2 separate regions of the Mus musculus genome follow, and region 2 is linked to region 1. The links are chromatin contacts, found by Hi-C or POLR2A ChIA-PET in ENCODE. All regions are on one chromosome and are shown on one strand. Each heading gives the region's core, a stretch centred on a gene start or an enhancer-like site at or near the end of the contact. The rest is flanking DNA. Distances are from core to core; before and after follow the strand shown. Region 1 has its middle 41 kb from the start of Wee1. Region 2 overlaps Swap70 (SWA-70 protein).

Evidence for each region. A loop is a pair of places that touch in the nucleus more often than their neighbours do. ChIA-PET counts read pairs that join two places held with the same protein, here RNA polymerase II (POLR2A).
Region 2: POLR2A ChIA-PET joins it to region 1 with 11 read pairs in embryonic stem cell. The contact joins two enhancer-like sites. A Hi-C loop is called at or near these places in 2 of 37 maps with a recorded cell type or tissue (T-helper 17 cell and mouse trophoblast stem cell). POLR2A ChIA-PET finds 5 or more read pairs at or near these places in 3 of 5 experiments (Patski and embryonic stem cell).

The regions. Positions count from the first base shown.
Region 1 is chr7:110,159,784-110,165,701 of GRCm38, reverse strand. No RefSeq gene overlaps it. Among named protein-coding and RNA genes, the nearest start is that of Wee1, 41 kb to the right of the region's middle. RefSeq lists an enhancer at 1-2,893. Within about 2 kb of position 1,426, at least 1 of the 3 ENCODE cell types and tissues checked has a DNase peak (open chromatin) inside an H3K27ac peak, as active enhancers do.
Region 2 is chr7:110,241,960-110,247,334 of GRCm38, reverse strand. It overlaps Swap70 (SWA-70 protein), which reads right to left. Exons shown (of 12, transcript NM_009302.3): 2 at 3,811-3,951. Among named protein-coding and RNA genes, the nearest start is that of Swap70, 23 kb to the right of the region's middle. Within about 2 kb of position 2,019, at least 1 of the 3 ENCODE cell types and tissues checked has a DNase peak (open chromatin) inside an H3K27ac peak, as active enhancers do.

The sequences.
Region 1 (5,918 bases), core at 177-2,676:
TCACTGAGCCATTTGTTCCGAGCCCTGGACCCACAAACTAAACTTAAGAACTCTTTGGTAATCAGAAAAACTACTGGACTTCCTTCCAAAAACACTGCACGTCTGCCTAAAAGTTGAAACAGCTCACCCAGTTTCATGAATAACCCTGGATCCTAAAATGTTCTACTTGAGTCAACCCCCAGGTTAAGGACCCCTGGTAGGCTTGAATAAACACATCTTATAACACATGCTGCCTTCAAAGCCTGTTTACAGACGGTGATAAATAAGAAAATAAATAAATAGGAATTCATTGAAAAGAACTACTGCCTTCAAAGACTAGTTAAGTCTGTTTACTAGAGGTGGTATACCTGGGCAGGGTTGGGAAAGGTGATTAGTGAGTCCTTTAGTCCAACAAGCAGTATCCTAGATCCGGGGCTCAAGAGCTTCAAGGCCAGAGAGACAATGGGACTTTGAGGGATTTGTTCTGAAACAGGATTCACTGTAACTCAGGATAGCCTCAGATTCTCTATGTAGCAGAGGCTGGTCTTGACGTTTTGTTTCACCAAACGCTGCAACCACCGTCAAGCTTACCTGTCTCTAAATTGTGGTCTTGGATTGATTCTGACTGAATTTCCCAGACGCGGGTTGTCAGGGCATGATCAAGGGAAACCCAGGCCACAGGTGCAGTCCCTGGGTCACCCAGGAAGAGCTTGCGGAATGTCCTGTCTGTGAGTGCCCTCTGCTGGGAACGCTCGGTCCCGCTACGGGACTGCGGCTGCGCACTGGCACCACGGGGCGGCGCAGACTTCTTGGGTGTAGTGCATAACCCAGCGGACTGCCTAGCCTCGGTAACTCCAGTAATGCTCTCTAATATTGTTCATCGTGCCTTCCCTCCGACCCCTCAGACCCTCTGCTTCTCATCATGACTTTGACCACCAAACCGTACTCTAGGCTCCTAAGGCTAGTCGTAGAAACATCGGAGCACCCGTTGCATATATGAAACATGTTTCTCACGACTGAACCGAGTGTTTCGATTATAATTCCAAGGCAGAAAAGGATGCAGGCACGTCGCGGCAAAGAGAAAATGGACACCTGGGTGGTGAGGAAAAAACGGGAGCGCCCAGAGTCTAGCTCCGCACAGCGACCTCACAGTGTTAAGTGCCCGGTACCCTGGATTTAGCAGGGCCAGCCCACTCTGCAGCAAAATTAAGCAAAGCCAATTCCTCCCTGTGTTGGAGAGTTGGCACCAGTGACGCTCTAGACTTGAGCAAAAGGACGCCTGCTAAAGCGTTGATCAGGGTTGGGGCCCTTGCCTAGCAAGCATGGGGCTCTGGGTTCCTAAGAAAACTGAGCCCAGGATGTGAGCCACGTGGTGGCTTTTGTCCGGTCTTCCCGGGACCACGGGCGCCAGCAGGGGGCGAGACGTTCCTTTTAACCCCGCTCAATTGAAGTTAAAAATAGAAGCTGAGTTCAACTGAAAAGCATGAGACAGCAAACGTAGAGAAACTTGATCAGGCCGATATGAAGTAACATTTCCAAATACGGCAGTAAGGGCATGAGACAGAGCAAACGTGGAGAAACTTGATCAGGTCGATATGAAGTAACATTTCCAAATACCTCAGTAAGGTAAGCAGCTTCGGCAGGAGCGCTGCTCTAGGAAGTGAATGAAAACTTCGAGGTGTAAAAAATGTTAAGTTCCAAGTCAGACATCAAATGAACTTTCAGGGATTAAAATGGTAAATGTTTTAAAGACAAAGACACGCAATATCAATTAGAGTAAACGTTTTATCTGTGGATAAATATTGGAATTCTCCAGCTTTAAATAACAAAATATTACAAGGGAATTCAAAACCATGAACACTAAACAGAGTTTTAAAAAGTAATAATAATAGCCTGAGAAAAACTGTCTCCAACAAAATTCAAGCTGAGAGTATCTCAAATGAATAAAACTTTATACAGAAAAACAAACCAGAACTGGGTGGTAGTAGCACGTGCCCTTACAGTCAGCACTTGGGAGTCAGTCACCTTTCTGAGTTCGAGGCCACCCTGTTCTACAGAGTAAGTTCCAGGACAGCCAGGACTACACAGAGAAACCCTGTGTAAAACAAAACAAACAAACAAAAAAAAACTCACAACCAAACAACCCCCCCCCCGCCAGCCTCCTACATAAAACAGATATATTGGTGATAGCCTGTAATCTAGCACCTCAAAATCAGAGAATGTGAGTTTGAGGCTAGCCTGAACTGCACAACAAGACTCTGTCTCAAAAGAAAACAAACAACAAACAAAAACAAAAAAGAAAAAAAAAAACGCTAACAAATCTAATAAGATGGGTGGGTAGCACCGCCCATCTGAGAGGTAGGGCAGGTAATTAGGAGTTCAAAACTGCCACTTTTTCTCCCCTCCTGTATTTTTATTTATGTGTATATGTGTACACCATGTGCATGCAGTGCCCACCAAAGGCAGGAGAGGGCGTTAGAGTCCTCTGAGACCAGAGTTACAGATGGTTGTGCGTTACCAAGTGAGCCCTGGGAATTGAACCTGGGTCATAGGGAAAACTGAGCCGCCAGTGCTCTTAGCAACTGAATCAGCTCTCTAGCCCCTAACGATATGATAATTTTAAAAACAGACTCTTGAGCTATATAGGCCAGAATAGGGCACTGGATTCCCTGGAACTGGAGTTGCAAACAGTTGTTAACTGAGTGTTCTTAACTACTTAGCTTAATTGAAAAGTGGCAGCAGGAAGATCAGGGGTTTAAGATCAGGCACAGCTACAACTACAGTGTGTTCCCAGTCAGCCATCCCTAGCTACACAGGAAATTGCCTGGGGGGATGGGTTATAATGCTTAAGAGTCTGGTGTAGGTCTGCAGCACAACAAATAAACAAAACAAAGTGGAAAAGCAAAGCAAACAAACAAAAACCTGCTGCCCTCCAGCTGACCAGAGTCACCTGAGAAGAGAAAACTTCAGTTGAGAGATTGCAGGTCTGTGGACACTTTCTTTATTTGAAACAGGGTTTCACTATGTAGCCCTAGCTGGCCTGGAACTTGCTGTGGAGACCAGACTGGCCTAGAACTCATGCGATTTGATCCATAAGAGAAGGCTGAGAGAAAGCTCAGAACAGTGCTAGATGAGACATGCTACTAGCATCTGGTTAGGCAGGGTAGGGGGTAATCGATAAGATGAGATCTGAACTAAGAGACAAAGGAAATGAGCAACAGGTCTACTTCAACCTGAGGGAGGAAACAGAAAGGAACAGAAAATATTAAAATAGCCCTGAGGCGAGAGTGCGCGCCCAGCAGAGCACCCACGGATTCTGTGTGAACTGAGCATACAATAGTACTTTGAAAAACAATCATAAATTCATTAGGCTAAACTGATATAGTCAAATATCTAATTTTACCTTAATAAATTTAATATAAACAACCTCAGAAGGAGGTGACTTTGTAAAAGTGTCACTTCACCCAACTCTCTTCCAAAGCTAGAGTCAGACACTAAGTATTAAGATTTCATCCTTCAGGAGCCGGGCGTGGTGGTGCACGCCTTTAATCCCAGCACTCGGGAGGCAGAGGCAGGCGGATTTCTGAGTTCGAGGCCAGCCTGGTCTACAAAGTGAGCTCCAGGACAGCCAGAGCTATAAAGAGAAACCCTGTCTCAAAAAAACAAACAAACAAACAAAAACAAAAAAACAAACAAACAAAAAAACATTTCATCCTTCTACAGTGTACTTTAAATAAAAAATAAATAAATCTTAAAAGGGGGGAGGGGCTGGAGAAATGGCTCAGCGGTTAACAGAACTGACTGCTCTTCCAGAGGTCCTGAGTTCAATTCCCAGAAACCACATGGTGGCTCACAAATACCCGTAATGAGACCTGATGCCCTCTTTTGGTGTGTCTGAAGACAGCTACAGTGTACTTTAAATAAAAATAAATACAAACAAAGATTTTATCCTTAACCCAGGCAGTGGTAGCACACACCTACACACCTTTAATCTCAGCACTTGGAAGGCAGAGGCAGGAGGATCTCTGAATTCAAGGCCAGTCTGGTCTTGTCTCAATAAAAAGATTTCATATTTAATATGCTCAAATGTTTTCTAGATATGAATTAAAATACTATCATAGTTCATAGAGTCATTAAAGCAAGAGTCATAAAGCATTGAGTGGGGCTGGAGAGATGGCTCAAGAGGTTGAGAGCACTGACTGCTCTTCCAGAGGTCCTGAGTTCAAATCCCAGCAACCACATGGTGGCTCAAAACCATTTGTAATGAGATCTGGTGCCCTCTTCTGTTGTGCAGGCAGAACACTGTACACAATAAATAAATCTTTTTTTTTAAAAAGGCCACTAAAGGGGCTGGAGAGATGGCTCAGCCGTTAAGAGCACTGACTGCTCTTCCAAAGGTCCTGAGTTCAAATCCCAGCAACCACATGGTGGCTCACAACCATCTGTAATGAGGTCTGACTCCCTCTTCTGGAGTGTCTGAAGACAGCTATAGTGTACTCACATGTATTAAATAAATAAATTGAAAAAAAAAAAAAAAAAAAGGCCACTAAAGCAGCCAGAAGAGGGTGCCATATATCATGGAGCTGGAATTCCGAGCAGTTCTGAGCTGCCCAGCGTAGGTGCTAGGAACAGAGCCCAGGTCCTCTGCAAGAGCAGCAGATGCTTCAAGCTGCTGAGCCGCTGTCTCTCCAGCCTCTGGGTTTGTGGATTTAAATGCCACTGATACTCTACCAATCTTCAAATAAAATCCTGAACCAACTTCTATCCTGAGCTCCACATTCAGATCCATCTATACACTTGATTTCTAGGGAGATGCCCAACCCCCCCCTCTCAAGTTTGAAAGTCTAAGCTGGACAGCTCAGATAAAGGTATCTGCTACCATGCCTGACCACCTAAATCCAATTCCCATGACCCATGTGGTGAGATGAGAGAGTGATTCCAGCAGGCTGACCTCTGACCCCATACACATTCCATGGGACACACACACATCCTACTCCACTCCATAGCTCTCACACAAGAAATAAATAGACAGAAAGAATTTTAAACATTTGAGTGTCTAAACATTTGAATGAGCACTGTTCTCCATTTGCTGTTCCTGAAACACATACACAGACACATATACACGAGGATGAACATACACACATACATGGGCATGCATTTATATGTGGGGGGTGCTTCTGACAGCAAGTCAATCATTTCTTTGGATCATTTTTTTTAAGATTTATTTATTGTTATATGTAAGTACACTGTAGCTGTTTTCAGACACTCCAAAAAAGGGTGTCAGATCTCATTACAGATGGTTGTAAGCTACCATGTGGCTGTTGGGATTTGAACTCAGGACCTTCAGAAGAGCAGTCAGTGCTCTTAACCACTGAGCCATCTCTCCAGCCCTGCTTGGATCATTTTAACACTTCCCTTTTTTAAAAAAAAAAAAAAAAAAAGGAAAGCACAACAAAACCCACACCTGACACCATAGCCTAGGAAAAACAGTGCAGAAAAGACAGGCAGAAGGATTAGGAGTTCATGTAGCCAGCCTGAGCTACATGAGACTGTCTCAACACACACACACACACACACACACACACACACACACACACACACACACACTAGGGGGCTGACAAGATGGCTCGGTGGGTAATGCATTGTGCTTACTGCCAAGCCTGACAACCTGAGTTTAACCCAGGACCCCACACTATGGAAAAAGAAACTCCCACTGAGAAGTGGTCTTTTCGCCTCTACACCTGCTGCCTGCTCCTCGTCCATGCACATAAACATATAAAACAAAAGTAGATTTAAGAGCAGAAACAAACAAAATCAATGAAAGGACTGGAGAGAGGGCTCCGTGGTTAAGAACACTTGCTGCTCCCAGAGTTTGACCCACACCAGGCAGCTAACAACTCTACAGATCCAGGGCTGACACCCTCTTCTGGATTCTTCTG
Region 2 (5,375 bases), core at 770-3,269, 81 kb before region 1:
ACCAGTCTGGGCTAAGGACAGATGAGAACGCTAGAGAGATGAGTTTAGCCATTAACAGAAGAGACCAAGGAACAGATGTTTATGGGGTTCAAGATGACTCTCTGGTTAAGAGCCCTTGCTACTCCTCGAGGAGACCCCAGTCCCCTCCCATCTGTGACTCCAGGTTTGGTGGAGCTGCTTCTGGCGTCCTCTGGCACTGCACGAATGTGGTGCACAAGCGTGCGTGCAGGCAGAATGCTCATGCACATAAAATAAATAATTCTTTTGAAAAGTTTTTAGCAACTTTGAAAAAGAACAGGTTTTATGTAGGTACTGTAACTACCACATGAGCAACAATCATGGCAAGAAAACATAAAAAAAGGAAAACTGCAGAAATGTGAGGCCAGAAGAGCAGAAGGGAGCTGTGAGGCCCAGAGGAAACACCACTGAGCTGAGACGCTGTGGTCTCTCTCTCTCTTTGCTCCCAAAGCACAGTTGACAACAAACCAAAGCAGATTCTGCTGGAAAGCACGGACATCCCCAACGTGAACTTGGCACGTGGCTGGCCACTGGTTTACTGGTTTTAGTCGGACAGCCCAGATGAGCCTTTAATACTCAAGGAGAAGAGTTGGCAACAGTGAGGGCCAGCAAGCCTAATGAGCCATGGATCTCATGGGAGAACGAGACTGTCTCAAAACATGCTAAGGCAGAACTCTGTGTAACTAATGAGACATAGTTTTTAAAAAGTAATATCCGAGCCAGGCAGCGGGGGCACGCCTTTAATCCCAGCACTCAGGAGGCAGAGGCAGGCAGATCTCTGTGAATTGTAGGCCAACCTGGTCTACACAGCAAATTCCAGGGCTACACAGAGAAATCTTGTCTCAGAAAAAATAATAATAACTGACCAACGTCTTCAATTATTTACCATCAAGTAATCCAAGTATAATGTTTTCAAAAAGAGGAGGAGGGTGAGAAGGAAAGAGGAAGGAAAAAGAAGGCCTTTAAAACTAACAACAACAACAAAAAAAAATCTACAAAATTAATACCCAGGCAAAATATTTGGTAAATAACAATGGACTGGCTAACCATCTGAAGTCTCAGAAAAACTGAAAGTAAATTCTGTCAGTGTGACTAACATCAGGAATGTGTATATGGCAGTAAATCCAGATGCCAAATACGAAAGCTACTTTTCAGAAAGCAGGTTTCAATGTAATGCATTTCAGGGCCCAGACTACCCAGAGTAAAACTCCCAGGCAACAGCAGCCGGTGTAGGGAAAGCAACCAGTGGACACAAAGAAACACTAAAGAGATCTTAAAGCACCTGAGACAACTGGGTGGGAGCCGAGATGGTCTGAGATTATTAGGTTTCAAAGTAACTCCAACCCTACTTTCAACCATCACATCCCTTATGTAGAAAATAATAATAAGAGTAGTAATAATAATAGTTCTGAAAAAGAGGATTTAGTCTTTAAGAAGACAGTTTAAAAAAAAAAACTGGGAGAAGTTAAATGGTTTAAGTTCAAATTCTGCTTACAGGCCAGCAAACGGGCTCGGTGAATAAAGGTGCTTGCCACCAAGCCCGAAAACTGAGCTCAATCACCAGAGCCCACAGTGGAAGAAGAGCACGTCTACACGTTGACCTCTAACCTCCACAAGCACACGTACCCTCTTCCTCTTCATACAGACAATAAACACATAAAAACGTAACTTTAAAAGTTGATCTAATCTATTTGCCCTTTATTGACTAAGCTACTTAGTCAGGCTCACCATGGGATCCGCCAAGCTGTATGAACCGGAACAGCTCCTACTCCCATGCATAAGGAACAGCAATCCTGCTCCTCTTACCACTCCTCACACTACTGGGTTTTTTCCTCCCCAACACAAACTTCAAGACAAGATGCTGATCTTTGCTGATCTGAGCCTACTACATGGAAACCCTGCGGCTTTCCTTGGATGGGGTCAGCTTCCGCTCCAGGTGGCCAGGCACACTGTCCTATCACAGCCTCACTGGCCGCGTGACAAGGCTCTGCTCCAATTCTGTTGTCTGCTGGGGAATGTTTCCTCCCCAGTTCTAGGACTTCGAAGTATCAGACTATGAGAGTGTCTTAAAACGCAAATCTAAAAATATACTCCAGCAAGGGGACACAGTCCTGTATCAGAGCACAGAATTCCAGAATATGAGGCCGGCAGACCATGCCCCGGCCACTGACTCAGCCCACGCTAATCCTGGTGCTGGAAAACAAAGCAATTTCCAGACTTCTGAGAATTCCGTGGTATGTCTCATAACATTAATAACACAAATAATTCTCCTTACTGCCTACAAGTTCTGTTTATTTTTATTTTAGAAATAGGGTCTTATGTAGCCCAGGCTGGCCTTGAAATTACTCTGTTAGCTGAGGGTGCCCTTGAATTCCTAATCCTCATATATTTACCTCACAAATGAGAGAATTATAGACATTTACAGCTACTCCCAGGTGCTAGCTATAATTTTTAAGATTATGCTTGGGCATGGTCATGCATACCCTTAATGCCAGCACTCTAAGAGGCAGAGGCAGGTCACTGTGAGTCTTGGACCAGCCTGGTCTATGTAGCAAGTTCTAGGACAGACAGGGCAATGTAGAGGGACTTTGTCTCAAAAAAACAAAAAACAAAAAAACCCATAAGGTATAGAGGGTTGGTTCAAACGTACCTTAGGGTATGCAACCTCAACCTGATGCTGCATCCCTTTAATACAGTTAGTTCCACACACTACAGTGACCCACACACACACACACCATGAAATTCTCTTGTTGCTACTTTATAACTGTAATTTTGCTACTCTTATGAACCGTGATGTAAATATTTAAGATACAGGATACCTGTTATGGGACCTCAAAGGGATCAAGACCCAAGGGTTGAAAAACCACTGCTTTAGGGTGTGTCTGTTACACCACTCCCAGAGAGGATTAACTTAGAAGAAATAGCCCATCCAGATGCGGGTGGCACCATTCCACTGGCTTTAGAATTAGGCTTAGCAAAAAGGGGAAAAGAGAGAAAATGAGCTGAGCTCTAGCAGTCATCCTTCCCTCTAATCTGCTTCCTGGTCTGCACAGATGCAAGCGAGCAGCTTCATACACCTCTGCTGCCACAGCTGCGAGCCCCTCCTACTGCTAAGCTGTAAGTCATGATGAACCATACCACAATAAACCAGGAGCCAAAGTATCTCCCCCCTTAAGTTGCTTCTTGTCAGGCATTTGCACACAGTAACAGGACAGGAGCTAGTGCTCACCTTAGGATAAGTCCACCATGCAGTTTGCTGGGTGATATCGACCCAGTAACAATAATTATCCCTTTACTATCCTGTTTGACTCCAGCACACTCACTCTCTAACAACCACTGTCCACACTGAGGAACCCTACTTTCTAGGATAGGTAAAGCATCCTGAGAGAAGACAGACACAGAGTAACACAGGCACATTTTTAATTTCAAAAAAAGGAACCAAGCTGGAGGAATCAGACAGAAAGAGAAGGCAGAGCAGAAGCCTCAGCCTCCTCTCTCCCTATCTCCTGAGGCCTCAGCGCCCAGCTTCTTGTTTGTTTGTTTGTTTGTTTTTGTTTTTCAAGATAGGGTTTCCCTGTGTTGCCCTGGCTGTTCTGAAATCCAGAGATCTACCTACCTCTCTCCGCCTCCCAGAGTTCTGGCACTAAAGTCATACACCACCGTGTCTGGCTTCATACCTGGCTTCTTAATGTGCTCACCAACACACCAACAAGGGCTGCCCTGGCCCCACTTGATGCACAAAACCAAAAAAAAAAAAAAAAAAAGCTGTGGGTAAAAGGGTTAGCAGCATACCTTTTCCAAAATGAACTTGTTTAAATATGGCATGTAGCCCTGATTGGAGACAGGCCCCTCATCGTCATCCCTAAAGTGCTCCTCAAGGGCAACCGGGTCATGTGGAACCTTCAGCACCGTGCACAGGTTATGGGAAAGGACCTAAGAGGAGGGAAAAACAACACTGTAAAGACACCCGCTTACCACCACGTAACACCTTACCCACGTGAACAACAAGCTGCCCCTGCTCTAAGTAAAAAATGAGAAGAATCTACCAAACATGGGGTATGGCTCAAGTCTTTTCATTCCTTTTTCCAAGATCTGTTTCACCTGCTCACCATGAGTCAGACCCCATGAAGGTCTGAGAACAAATACTTCTTGACGGTTCTTATTAAGTAGTCCACATTATGGAGGAAAGGGGAGCAGGCACAATAGAATGCATTTAAAATTAAACTCTTCCCCTCGTCAACCTGCTTGGCCATGAGAATTTGTTTACAGAAACTAACAAATGCTGTAAAGCGTTTTGGAGAAGGTATCTGACCTAGACAAGACACAGCTGCCCTGGACTCAACATTTCCCATGTATTAGAAAGAACCATATTAACATAGCCTTTGGGAAGCTCCAGCAGAAGACTGTGAGTCTGGAGTCAAACGGGGCAACGAGTTTCAGGCCAGACTGGCATATCCCTAGTCTCAAAACCAAAAAGGATAAATATTCACAGACACAGAAGAAAAAGACGGCTAGCTAGAGATGCACCTCAGTGGCAGAGTGCCTGCCTCGTGTGCGGAGGCCCTGGGCTACATCCTCAGCAAAAGGGGTCGGGGGACCAGAGCGGAAGGGAGGAGACCTGTTATGCCAGAGCACACACACAGGACTACTGCTGTGGCACAGTAACCTAAGTGCACACTTAAGCACTCATGAGAGACTCAGCAAACTCACCTGTCTCAAGCTTTAAGTTACATGGAAACTAGAGCAACTTCCATTTCGTTTGAATACTGAACAGATCAAGTAAGGTTAAGGCTGTGCTAACTAACTACTCTTTGCCACATTCGCTGGACATAGCTGCGAACTCTAGTCCTTTAGTCCCAGAGGCAGGTGGATCTGAGTTCAAGGTCAGCCAGGGCTATACAGAGAAACCCTGGTGGGGACGGAGGGCGCCACATTCATCTACATAAGCACCTTCAATTTCATTAAGGAAGTCAACTTCTGCATACACCTATTTCAGTTAGGTCTTTTTAAGATTAAAAGTTTTAATCTATAAAAAGAACATTTGCATATCTCCTTTCTATACTGGTTTTGTTTCTCAAAGCTTCATCTGTGTGGAGATCCTTTGTGCACGCTCTATCAATTTTAAGGAAGTCAATTACTAATCGTCGCGGGTGCAGCAGTGCAGACGTTTACCAGCCCTACCAAGCAGGCTGAGCGGCTGTGTTCCTCAGACCCTGTATTATTATACACCAGTGGAGCCTCTGAGAGGAACACAGTAGAGATGTCATGAAGCCTTGCACACCACAGTCAGCAAAATCCTAAATATATTATTTCTTCTATCTATCCCAAAGAGATTTGTAAGGATTGATTTCAAGACC